Linked DNA regions of Homo sapiens: region 2 is linked to region 1. Evidence: read pairs that join two places in POLR2A ChIA-PET (ENCODE). Cell type or tissue: A673. All regions are shown on one strand. Links, peaks and the distances in the headings refer to the core of each region. The heading gives the core; the rest is flanking DNA. Region 1 overlaps CACNA1A (calcium voltage-gated channel subunit alpha1 A). Region 2 overlaps IER2 (immediate early response 2).

Region 1 (4,194 bases), core at 1-2,500:
ACCCAGGACAAGGGCCCCAAAGAGGCCTGCCCTTGGTGAGCTCACCGTGTGTGTGCCCCCAGCCACGGACCTCACCGTGGGGAAGATCTACGCAGCCATGATGATCATGGAGTACTACCGGCAGAGCAAGGCCAAGAAGCTGCAGGCCATGCGCGAGGAGCAGGTGCGCTGTTCGCCGCTCTGGGGACATCTGGGCTGGGGACAGTGGCTTGCATGTCACCACGGGAACCAACTGGAATATGAGGGTGGCTGAGCCCCAGGGCAGGTCCCTGAAAAGTAGGGGCTGTGCACAGCAGCTCACACCTGCAATCTCAGTGCTTTGAGAGGCCAGGGCAGAGGGATCGTTTGAGACCAGGATGAGACCACCCTGGGCAACACAGTGAGACTCCATCTCTACAAAATAAAACATTAGCCAGGCATGGTGGTGCACACCTGTAGTCCCAGCTATTTAGGAGGCCAAGATGGGAGGATCACTTGAGGCCAGGAGTGGGAGACCAGTCTGGGCAACATAGAAAGACCCATATCTCTACAAAAAAAAAATAAAATTAGCTGCATGTGGCGCCATGCACCTGTGGTCCCAGCTACTTGGGAGGCTGAGGCAGGAGAATCACTTGAACCTGGGAGGTGGAGGTTGCAGCAAGCCAAGATCAAGCCACTGCACTCCAGCCCGGGTGATAAGAGCAGGACTCTATCTCAAAAAAAAAAAAAAAAAAAAAAAAAAAAGTTCTTGCCAAGGACACATCATGTGGATTCATTCTTCATTCAGCTGCTCCACCAACACTTATTGAGTATTACTGTGTGCAGGGCGCTGTTCTCAGTCCTCGGGGATGCACCCATGGGGAAAATAGGCCAGAATCCCTGCCCTCAGGGAGCAGACATTCCAAGTGGGGAAATGCCAATGGTAGCAAATGACTGAATCGTGCAACATCCAGCAAAGAGAAAGAAAGTGTCGTGGGGGAAAGTGGAGAAGAATCCAGAAGATAGGAGTATCCAGGGGAGGAGGGGATGCGGTGGGAAATGGGTAGTTGGGGAGCCTCCCTGAGAAAGTGACATGTGAGCAAAGGCTTGAAGGAAAAGGGGAGAGGGAGTGAGCTAAGCAATACCTGGAAGGGTGTTCCAGGCAGAGGAAACAGCCAGTGCAAAGGCTCTGAGGCTGGACCGTGCCTGGGTTGTTTGGGTAACAGCAAAGAGGCCAGTGTGGTGGAAAAGAGCAGGGAGGAGACAAGGGCAAGGAGGTGACAGGGCAGATCCTTCAGGGCCATGGGAGCTGCAGGAAGGACTCTGGCTTTTTCCCCAAGCAAGTGGGAGCCATGGAGGGTTCTAAGCAAAGGAGGGATAGGACCTGACTCAAGTGCTCATGGGCGCCCTCTGGTGGCTCTTGTGGAACAGTGGGGTTGAAGGTAGGAGCGGGAGACCTGGGAGAAGGTGCCTGCAGTGAGAGATGAGGACGTGGGACCAGGCTGGGGCTATGACTTGGGTGGAGGAGTGAGAAGTGGTCCAGTTCTGCGTGGAATTGGAAGGGTCTAGATGGATGAGACCTGAGAGAGTGTGTGTGTGTGTGTGTGTGTATACTGGGGATGTCGCAATGCCTTCTGGGTACCACCGTCCCACCACCCCACCCTTGTCCACACACTGCTCTCTGCCCCATTCCCCAGGACCGGACACCCCTCATGTTCCAGCGCATGGAGCCCCCGTCCCCAACGCAGGAAGGGGGACCTGGCCAGAACGCCCTCCCCTCCACCCAGCTGGACCCAGGAGGAGCCCTGTGAGTGTCACCCCTGCCAGGGAGGTGGAGTGTGGGGGTGCCGTGGTCCCCACGTTCTGGAAGCTGCCCAAGCGCCCACTGCTACCCCGGCCTCTGTCCCCCATGCAGGATGGCTCACGAAAGCGGCCTCAAGGAGAGCCCGTCCTGGGTGACCCAGCGTGCCCAGGAGATGTTCCAGAAGACGGGCACATGGAGTCCGGAACAAGGCCCCCCTACCGACATGCCCAACAGCCAGCCTAACTCTCAGGTGCCTCTGTCCCCCAACTCCCCAATGGCTCCCAGGGCCCGGGTGGTTCAGGTGGAAGGGATCTGGGCCCCCCACACACACACACCTGCAGCTCCCTCCCTCTGCAGACACCAGGGATCTGGAGGTCAGGCCCCAGAGCTCATCTGGCTTTGCCATCTGCTCCGCAGTCCGTGGAGATGCGAGAGATGGGCAGAGATGGCTACTCCGACAGCGAGCACTACCTCCCCATGGAAGGCCAGGGCCGGGCTGCCTCCATGCCCCGCCTCCCTGCAGAGAACCAGGTGAGGGCTTTCACCACTGCCCTGGGGCTGGACCCCTCACTCTGCACTGGGTAGGGCCAGGCCCCCCCACAAGCAGCCCAGTGCATCCCCTCCCTGCCGGACTCAGGCCTGGGTAGGGACTCCTTCAGTCTCTGAAGCAGTCTGCAGGCCCCACCCACCACCTGGTCACACCTGGAGCACCTGCAGACCCTCCTCCCTCACAGAGGACAGAGAGGAAAGTGCTCCCCCTGGGGCAGAGGGCAGTGGCCACTGCAAAATGGTCTCTGGCTGCCCTGGTTGGAGGCTGCAGACAGGGGAGGTTGTGGAAGATTTGTGGGTGCAGCAGGGTTCAACAGGGCCAGCTGAGACCTGCCACGAAGATCACCCCTACACAAACACACACACACATGCTCAACATACATGCACACACATGTGCAGCTGTGCGCCTACTCAGATGCTTGCATACACACACGTGTGTGCACGTGGGCATATACACACTGCACATGTACTCACACATGCACACATGTACGTGCACACGTGTCTGCATATGGGAACTTGGCAGGTCCTAGGATACAGTAGCAGAGTCTGGGGTGGGTCTGGGGGCAGCTGGGCTCGTATTTTCTGTCTGGTCTCTGTGGGAGTCATTGGGGGGCACAGGGGTGTGTGCTTGATGTGTGTCTGTGTGTGGCCGCTTCACCCAGCTGCCAGGCCCACCTGCAGGTGATCCCGTTGCCTTGGACTCATGGGACAGAGGGCCCAGAGGCATAGCTGGCTGCCCACCCGGCCTGAACAGCGGGGGCCCATGCACGCAGCCCGCCTCTGGAGGAGAACAGGGCATGGCTGTGAGAGCCTGGCCCGGGTGCGTGGCATGTGTGGCTGTGGCGAGCTTTCCGTGTGCCGTGTGTGGCGTCTGCACGGGGCAGGAGGCTGTGCTGTGCCTGGCTGGACCAGGGTCACCTGAGGGCCTGGCCTCTGGCTGCTGGGAACGTGGGTTGGGGAGCACCCAGCGTGCATGCTGCTGCTCCCTCAGGACCGAGCTGCTGGGCCCCAGGAGAGGGTTGGGACAAGCCCAGCTGACGGCCACCACATGGAAGCTTTGAGCATCGGCCGGAGCCAGGGGTTGGGGTGTGCATCGCATGAGGCAGAGCCCAGGGCCAGGGGCTCGAGGCTGCGCCGTCCTGTCTTTCGGTCCCATGCCTCTGCCATTTGTCTGTCTGCATCTCCTGTCTGTCTCCTCTGTACCCATGGGAATAGAGGACGCCCAGCCCCGGGGGCCTGGGACACCCACCCGCCAGGACTTTAACTTTTCTTTTCCTCCCTGCCTTCTCCCTCCGATTTCTCTTGATGCCAGTGCCACTCCCCTCCTTGGCTTCTTCTCCATGCACCACCTCCTCACTCTCCCTCTTGCCTTTTATATTTATTTTCTTCTTTCTGTTTTTTCTGTGTGCACCATCCCATGGGGCTGTGACAGAGGAGAAGGGGCCGGCCACGTGGGAATAACCTCAGTGTATGTACCGCGCCTGCCCAGCGCCCAGCAGGGCTCCGGCCCCCTCTTCCTCCCCACCCCCCCTCCAGGGAGTCCCGTCATCTCTCACCGTCCCCGGACCCCACCCTTTCTTTGGCAATCGCACCCTCTCCCCTCCATGGAGCCCAATCCTTGTGTGTGGTGTCCTGTGTGTGCCCCTCACCCATAAGCCCTGGTGGGCGGGGCCATCCCCATCCTCACCCCTACCCCCTTTTCTTCAGGGCCCCCCACGCCGGAGGACACTGGCTCTCCAAGAGCCTGGCCCACTCTGCACCTCTTTCTGGGGGGCTTCTTCTCCTGACACCACCACCAACCCCTGGTCCTGCAGCTCCTACCTGGAGCAGGGCCACCAGCGCTCAGCTGGGCTGGACCCTGGGAGGCGGGCGTCTGCCCCATC
Region 2 (7,512 bases), core at 3,527-6,026, 57 kb after region 1:
CCTTGCAGATCATCATAGGAGTTTGTCCCTCTTCCAGAAGCAGAATTTTCCATATTCTGGGACAGTGTGGCAAAATAATTCAAGGTTATTTATTTATTTATTTATTTTTTTGAGACAGTCTCACTCTGTTGCCCAGGCTGGAGTGCCGTGGTGTGATCTTGACTCACTGCATCCTCTGCCTCCCGGGCTCAAGCAATTCTCCTGCCTCAGCCTCCCAAGTCGCTGGGACTACAGGCACTCACCACCATGCCCGGCTAATTTTTGGATTTTTATTAGAGGTGATGTTTCACCATGTTGGCTAGGCTGGCCTCAAACTCCTGACCTCAGGTGATCCGCCCACCTCGGCCTCCCAAAGTGCTGAGATTACAGGCGTGAGCCACTTCGCCCAGCCCAATTCAATGTTATTTAAATAACGTGGACTGGATCTCTCCAAATTTCTCCCTTGTCAACTTGCATCCCCCTTCTCAGCCCAAGCATAGTTTTCTTCCCTTGGAAACAATGTGTCGTTAAGGCTGGCTAATCTCTCTTTGAAACTATTAAACCTGTTACTGTTTCAGCAGGATCTTTTGACATTGTTTTATTTTCATTGTAACCTTTTAAAAAACTGTTACTTTCTAAATAGGGAGAGTGATTAATAAGTGGGTTAACGCAAAGAAAACTATTACATGAATACAGTTAGCTGGGCATGGTGTCACAGGCCTGCGGTCCCAGCTCCTGCAGAGGCTGAGGTGGGAGGACTGCTTGAGCCTAGGCAGTGGAGGCTGCAGTGAGCTATGATGGCGCTGCTGTTCTCCAGCCTGGGCAACATAGCAAGACCCTGTCTATAAATGATAATAATAATAGTACAGTAGTTATGAAAATATCACAAATATCCTGACCCCTCAACCATCTGAGGTTTGAGAAATTCTAAGAGTCATGTAGAAGCCACTGATTTAATGAGATGATAAACATTAAGCATGTAACACCTGTTTACCCAAAACAACCTCATTCACTCATTCAGGCTCAGGCTGGACATTGGTAGAATTAACAGAATTAACTTCTGAGTTAGGGCACAAATCCTAAGTAAAAAATAAATACGTCCAGGTGCAGTGGCTCACGCCTGTAATCCCAGCACTTTGGGAGGCTGAGGCAGGCAGATCACTTGAGCTCAGGAGTTCCAGACCAGCCTGGGCAACATGGTGAAACCCTGTGTCTGCAAAAAATATAAAAATTAGCCAGGCGCAGTGGTGTGCACCTGCAATCCCAGCTACTCAGGAGGCTGAGGTGGGAGAATCTCGTGAACCTGTTAGGAAGATATTGCAGTGAGCCAAGATCGTGCCACTGCACTCCAGCCTAGGCAATAGAGCAAGACCCTGTTAGAAAAGAAAGAGCCAGGCGCGGTGGCTCATGCCTATAATCCCAACACTTTGGGAGGCTGAGGCGGGCGGATCACGAGGTCGAGATGGAGACCATCTTGGCCAACATGGTAAAACCCCGTCTCTACTAAAATACAAAAAATTTCGGCCAGGTGCGGTGGCTCATTCCTGTAATCCCAGCACTTTGGGAGGCCGAGGTGGGTGGATCACCTGAGGTCAGGAGTTTGAAACTAGCCTGGCCAACATGGTGAAACCTCGTCTTTACTAAAAATACAAAAATTAGCCAGGCATGGTGGCGGGTGCCTGTAATCCTAGCTACTCAGGAAGCTGAGGCAGGAGAATTGCTTGAACCCAGGAGGTGGAGGTTGCAGTGAGCCAAGATTGCACCACTGCACTGCAGCCTGGTTGACAGAGCAAGACTTCGTGTCAAAAAGAAAAAAAAAATTAGCTGGGCTTTCGGCTTGGAGGAGCCCAAGGTGCAGCTTTCTTCGGTTGTCCAGAATCCAGGTTTTTCCAAAACCAATCACCTCCACCATGCTGCCAAAGTTCAACCCCAACGAGATCAAATTTGTATACCTGAGGTGCACTCGGGGTGAAGGGGGTGCCACTTCTGCACTAGCCCCCAAGATCGGCCCCCTGGGTCTGTCTCCAAAAAAGCTTGGTAATGACCTTGCCAAGGCAATGGGGTGACTGGAAGGGCCTGAGGATTACAGTGAAACTGACCATTCAGAACAGACAGGCCCAGATTGAGGTGGTGCCTTCTGCCTCTGCCCTGATCATTAAAGCCCTCAAGGAACCACCAAGAGACAGAAAGAAACAGAAAAACATTAGACACAATGGGAATATCACTTTTGATGAGATCGTCAACATTACTCGACAGATGTGGCACCGATCTTTAGCCAGAGAACTCTCTGGAACCATCAAAGAGATCCTGGGGACTGCCCAGTCTGTAGGCCGTAATGTTGATGGCCGCCACCCTCGTGACATCATAGATGACATCAACAGTGGTGATGGCTGGGCGCGGTGGCTCACGCCTGTAATCCCAGCCCTTTGGGAGGCCGAGGCAGGCAGATCACGAGGTCAGGAGATCAAGACCATCCTTGCTAACAAGGTGAAACCCCGTCTCTACTAAAAATACAATACAAAAAAATTAGCCGGGCGTGGTGGCAGGCGCCTGTAGTCCCAGCTACTCAGGAGGCTGAGGCAGGAGAATGGCGTGAACCTGGGAGGTGGAACTTGCAGTGAGCCGAGATCGCGCCACTGAACTCCAGCCTGAGCGACAGAGCAAGACTCCGACTCAAAAAAAAAAACCCCAAAAAACCAGAAAAACCCACAGTGGTGCTGTGAAATGCCCAGCTAGTTAAGAAGCACAAAGAAAAATATTTCAATAAAGGGTCATTTGACAACCGGTGGGAAAAAAAAAATTAGCCAGGTGTCGTGGTGTGCGCCTGTAGTCCCAGCTACTTCGGAGGCTGAGGCAGGGGAACTGCTTGAATCCGGGAGGCCAGGGTTGCAGTGAGCCGAGATTGCACCACTGTATTCCAGCCTGGCAACAGAGCGAGACTCTGTCAAAAACAAAAAAGAAAAGAAAAGAAAGAGACAAGGAAGAAAAGAGAGAGAAGAAGAAAAAAAAGAAAAATTAGCTGGGTGTGGTGGCGTAGTCCCAGCTACTCCAGAGGCTGAGGTGGGAGGATTGCCTGAGCCCAGGAGCTCGAGGCTGCAGTGAACTGTAATCAAGCCACTGCACTCCAGCCTGGGTGATAGAGAGACTCTAGTTGAAAGAAAGAAAGGAAAGAAAGGAAGAAAGGAAGGGAAGGAGGGAGGGAAAGAAAAGAAAGAAAGAAAAAGGAAAGAAGGAAGGAAGAAAGAAAAGAAAGAAAAAGAGAAAGAAAGAAAAAAAAAAGAAATTAGCTGTGCATGGTGCCTGAGCCTGTGGTCCAACCTGCTTGGGAGGCTGAGGTAGGAGGATTGCTTGAGTCTGGGAGTTCGAGGCTACATGGCTACACTGAGCCATGATTGCACTGAAAACTCTTGGCCTCAAGTGATCCTCCCACCTCAGCCTCCTAAATTTTTGGGGTTACAGGCATGAACCATGGCACCCAGCACATTTAGCATTTTCTACGTGCCAGCACTCTGCTAGGTTTGTTGTAAGGATTACATGTGTAATCTCAATCCTTACAACAAACCTAAAAGGCAGGGACTATTATTGTCCCCAGTATACGGTTGGGGAAACAGGCCCAGAGAGGTCAAGTGACTCACTCAAGGATGCATAGCAAGAAAACGAAAGTAGACCTGGTTGTTTCCCTCCCTCCAGAATATGTTCTTCTTCTTCTTCTTCTTCTTCTTTTTTTGAGACAGAGTCTTCCTCTGTAGCCCAGGCTGGAGTGCAGTGACACCATCTCGGCTCACTGCAACCTCTGCCTCCTGAGTTCAAGTGATTCTCCTGCCTCAGCCTTCGGATAGCTGGGATTACAGGCGCCTGCCACCTTGCCTAGCTAATTTTTGTATTTTTAGTAGAGATGGGGTTTCACCATGTTGATCAGGCTGGTCTCGAACTCCTGACCTCAGGTGAGCTGCCCACCTCAGCCTTCCAAAGTGCTGGGATTACAGGCATGAGCCACCATGCCCGGCCCAGAATATGTGCTTCTTACCTGACTTCTGCAGCTGGCCTTTGTCACTCAGCATCATGTTTCTGGTACCGAATTATCTGTGTGGCCTGTGTGTGTAGTTCTGTCTGGCTCCGGCCTTTTATCCTCTGGGGAGGACCCATCTGGGAGGATGGGCATGTAGGCTGTGCTGTTTGCAGTTTGTGCCAATTTAGTACAAGCCAGCAGCAAACACCTTTCTGGAGTCTCCTGCAGCAGGCTTGGGGTTCCCTGCTGGAACCTGCTGGTCACAGGATGGGTGACCTTTTTAGTTTTCACAGCCATTGTCCAATCAATTAGTCCAGGCCTCACCAATGTTATTTGCTGTGACAAGGTTCAATGCTGCCTTTTCTGATGGGTCCAGTGGGGTCTTGGGGATGGGTGTGTCTTAAGGGGATGTGTCTGTAGTGTGTTTGTTCCAGCCCCATCTTCAGTCCCATCACTTTCAGTCCCCAGCCCCACGGTGGCCGGGCACCGGAAACCCCCAAGAGGCCCGGGCGGGGGCGGGGGTCGGCCAAGCCGCTTCCCGCGGAAGGAAGGGCCCGGCGGTTCCTGCGACAGGATGCGCGGCAAGGCCCCCTCCCCAGGGGCCCGGGACTTCCCTGAGCCTTGCCACGCTCGCGGGGGAGGAACTCCGACGCGGGTGCATTGAGCTACCGCCTGCGGTGTGGGGCTCCAGTGCCCCCACGTCCCCTGGGAGAGTTGGGTGGGTCAGGACTCGGAGTAGGTGGCGCCTTTTAAAAGTCCCCCCACGTGTTCCCAGGAAGGAATCAGGCAGCCGTGGGGGCGAGCTTGGCTGGAGAACGGTGAGAAGCTCTCCTTCACAATCCACACAGGAGAGGAAAGGGGGTGTGGGTTGGGCGGGAGGGGAGCCAAAGCTCCCAGATTCCACCAGCAGACGTTCTGAGGCCGGCTTGCCCCTCCTTCTACCCTGTGGCCACGGGGTCAGTTCCCCTGGGGTCATGGGAAGCCTGCGGCGGCAGAGCCAGCCGTCGGCGGGGCGGGGCGAGCGCTTTCCCGGCGCCTGCCGCCGCCACCACTCCCCGCACCTGCGACTCCTTTGTCTTCCCGACAGGCCCCCTCCCTTCGCCCTGGGGCAACGCCCACAACCCCACTCTTAAACCTACGTGGGGTATATTGAAAGGGCTTTCTCGTTTCGGGGTGGTTATTCTAGAGCTGGGGAGTGACCCAAGAAAATAACTAGGGCTCTAATGGGCATTTTTAAAAACCTAATGCCGGGTGGAGAAGCTGCTTAGAGGCCCATTTCACAGATGAGGAAACTGAGGCTGCACGTCCCTGCCTGAGACACACAACGATTCCTCGAGGAAGATACGGGAACTGGGGACTAAAGAGCCCTTCAAAGCTCACCCGCTCAGCTCCACCTGATACTGTAGGGCCCCGGCCACAGCTGATTCAGTTTGGTCTAGGGGGTGGGGGCGAGATCTACCACCTTTCAAGGCTTCAAAGTGCGTGCAATCGATCCCCAGCTCCGCTTGGGGCAGTGTGTTTAGCACTATTGTCTCAACTCAGAAAGCCCCGATCTCCCTGTCCCGGAGTTGTAGGACAATTTCAAGGGAACCCCCAAATCTGGGGGAGGCGGGGCTCCACCAGTTAGGGAATGCCCGGGCAAGGAAAAGGGGGCCCAACCCTCTCTCGCCCACGTGGTAACCGGTCAGACCGGTTCTTGGGGCCCCAGCGAGCGGCTGCCAGCCCCTGACGCTTTAACCCCGCCCCTCCCCCACCACAGCAGAAAACCAGACAGCACCGGCTTTTTTACTCAAATGGTTTTTATTTTCCTATCTGACATTTCTAACAAAACGCCAGGTAGACGGAGTTAAAAAGAATCCACCGCACGAAAGGTAAACAAAGCAGACCCTCAGAAACTCCCTGGCAAGGATGTTCCCCTCCCCAGATTGGCCCAGTTTCACCAGCAACTGGTCTCAGCTCAGCCTTATGCCTTTCCACTGACACCCCCCACCCCTCCACATTCTCGTGATTCAGACCAGGAACTTCTCGGCTGATTGTGTCCGTGTGTCTGAGGGAGGGGCACGCTGGAACCTGGGAACCTACTGGGCACCTCTAATGCAGATGAGAAAAACTTGAGAATGTGAAAGTAGATCAGTCCCCGCTCCCACCCGAAGGTGCAGAGACGCGGGACATTAACCAGCAGCACGCGGGGGTGAAGTAACTCAGGCCACTCTCCTCCCCACTGCCCAGGGCGGGTGCACGCCCCAGGACCTCCTCCCAGGCCCCACACCCACGCAAGGCGACAGGAAGCTCCCCACGCCTGCCCCATGACGCAACGATGACCGCTTATACAAGTATGTCAGCGGAGGGGGAAGGGGAGTGCCTGGAATTCTCCGAGGTTGGAAACGCAAAACCAACTCTTGAAAAACCTTGAAAGGGCCAGCACAGCCCACAGTACAAAATGAAGTCCGACCCTGAGGAGATCTTTAAAAACAAACAAACAAACAAAACAAAAAACACAACACCCAAGCCTCCCTTCTCCCAGTCCAGAAGGAGAGCGAAAGGTTCACGTCCCAGTCCACTAAGACAGCACCTGTGGGCGCAGGTCTCTGCGGAAGGCGCCCGCGCCCCCGGCTCAGACTCCTCGGTGCCGTCCCTGCACACTGAAGGCGATGGCTCCCCGGGGACAGAGTCCCTCTCCGGGCCTCTCAGCAGCCCGGGCGGCGGCTTCTCTCCACGGTTTTCGCGGGCGCTTCCCCCAGGATGGAGGGGGGTGGCCTCGCCTCAGGTCTGCGCCCTCGGGCCGACGGTTCGACGCGCGCTCTGGGCTCCGGCAGCGCCGCTCGGGGTCCTCAGAAGGCCACCACGGCCCGCACGAGCACGTTGAGCATGCTGTCCGCCGGGCGGCAAGCGGGCTTTGCCTCGCACGCGGGCGGCGCCGTCGGAGGGGCCGCGGGGCTGCAGTTCAGGAGGCCGGAGAAGCGCCTCTGCAGGACGCGGGCCAGGTTGGGAAAGGCGCCCTCCGCTTGCGCCGGAGGGGGCTGCAGGCGATCGGCGACTTCGGATGACGCTCCCTCCTCTTCTTCCTTTTCTTCCAGACGGGCTTTCTTGCTCGGGACCAGTCCAGCGTCCCCGCCGTCGCTCAGGCTGCTGCTGCGTCGTTTGCGGCTGACTTTGGCGGGGCGCGGGGCACAGCAGGCGGAGGTCTCCTCGGCTGTCGGCGCCTCCTGCGTGTCCATTGGCTCCGGAAACGGGTGCTCACCGTCGGGGGTCGCTGTCTCGGCCGTGGACTCGGCTTCTCGGGGCGGGTGCAGGCGAGGGTCAGAGGGGAGGGCGGCCGGCAACGACACCTCGGGCTCGAGGGCCTCCACCTTGGCCGAGAGGTAGAGCTCCCGGGCGCTGCGCATGACCAGCGACAGCTGCAGACTCCGGTGCAGCCGCAGGCCACCGCGCTGCATGCGGGAGTGATACATCTTCCACACCGACAGGGTCATGATGCGCTGTGCCTCTTTCTGCACTTCCATGGCGACTCGACGGCGACAGCG

Evidence for each region. ChIA-PET counts read pairs that join two places held together with the same protein. Peaks named below come from ENCODE experiments on the same cell type or tissue, not always from the same donor. Only the 100,000 strongest peaks of a DNase experiment are listed, where the experiment ranks them.
Region 2: POLR2A ChIA-PET joins it to region 1 with 11 read pairs; 19 of 35 experiments call an interaction of 5 or more read pairs at or near these places.

What each region holds. Positions count from the first base shown.
Region 1 is chr19:13,210,202-13,214,395 of GRCh38, reverse strand. It overlaps CACNA1A (calcium voltage-gated channel subunit alpha1 A), which reads left to right. Exons shown (of 47, transcript NM_001127222.2): 40 at 63-163; 41 at 1,656-1,765; 42 at 1,874-2,012; 43 at 2,180-2,293; 44 at 3,744-3,779. Among named protein-coding and RNA genes, the nearest start is that of IER2, 62 kb to the right of the region's middle. In A673, for the core only: a CTCF peak has its summit at 1,372 (motif pointing left); a DNase peak (open chromatin) is centred at 1,365.
Region 2 is chr19:13,153,166-13,160,677 of GRCh38, reverse strand. It overlaps IER2 (immediate early response 2), which reads right to left. Exons shown (of 2, transcript NM_004907.3): 2 at 5,767-7,512. The coding sequence starts at 7,491. The coding sequence ends at 6,820. It also overlaps the pseudogene RPL12P42. Among named protein-coding and RNA genes, the nearest start is that of IER2, 6.5 kb to the right of the region's middle. RefSeq lists enhancers at 2,256-2,305, 2,396-2,455, 3,006-3,115, 3,453-3,542, 3,843-3,992 and 2 more and silencers at 4,353-4,622, 4,833-5,152, 6,763-6,872. In A673, for the core only: a CTCF peak has its summit at 5,467; DNase peaks (open chromatin) are centred at 4,137, 4,697, 5,117 and 5,627; H3K4me3 peaks cover 1,834 bases; H3K27ac peaks cover 2,500 bases.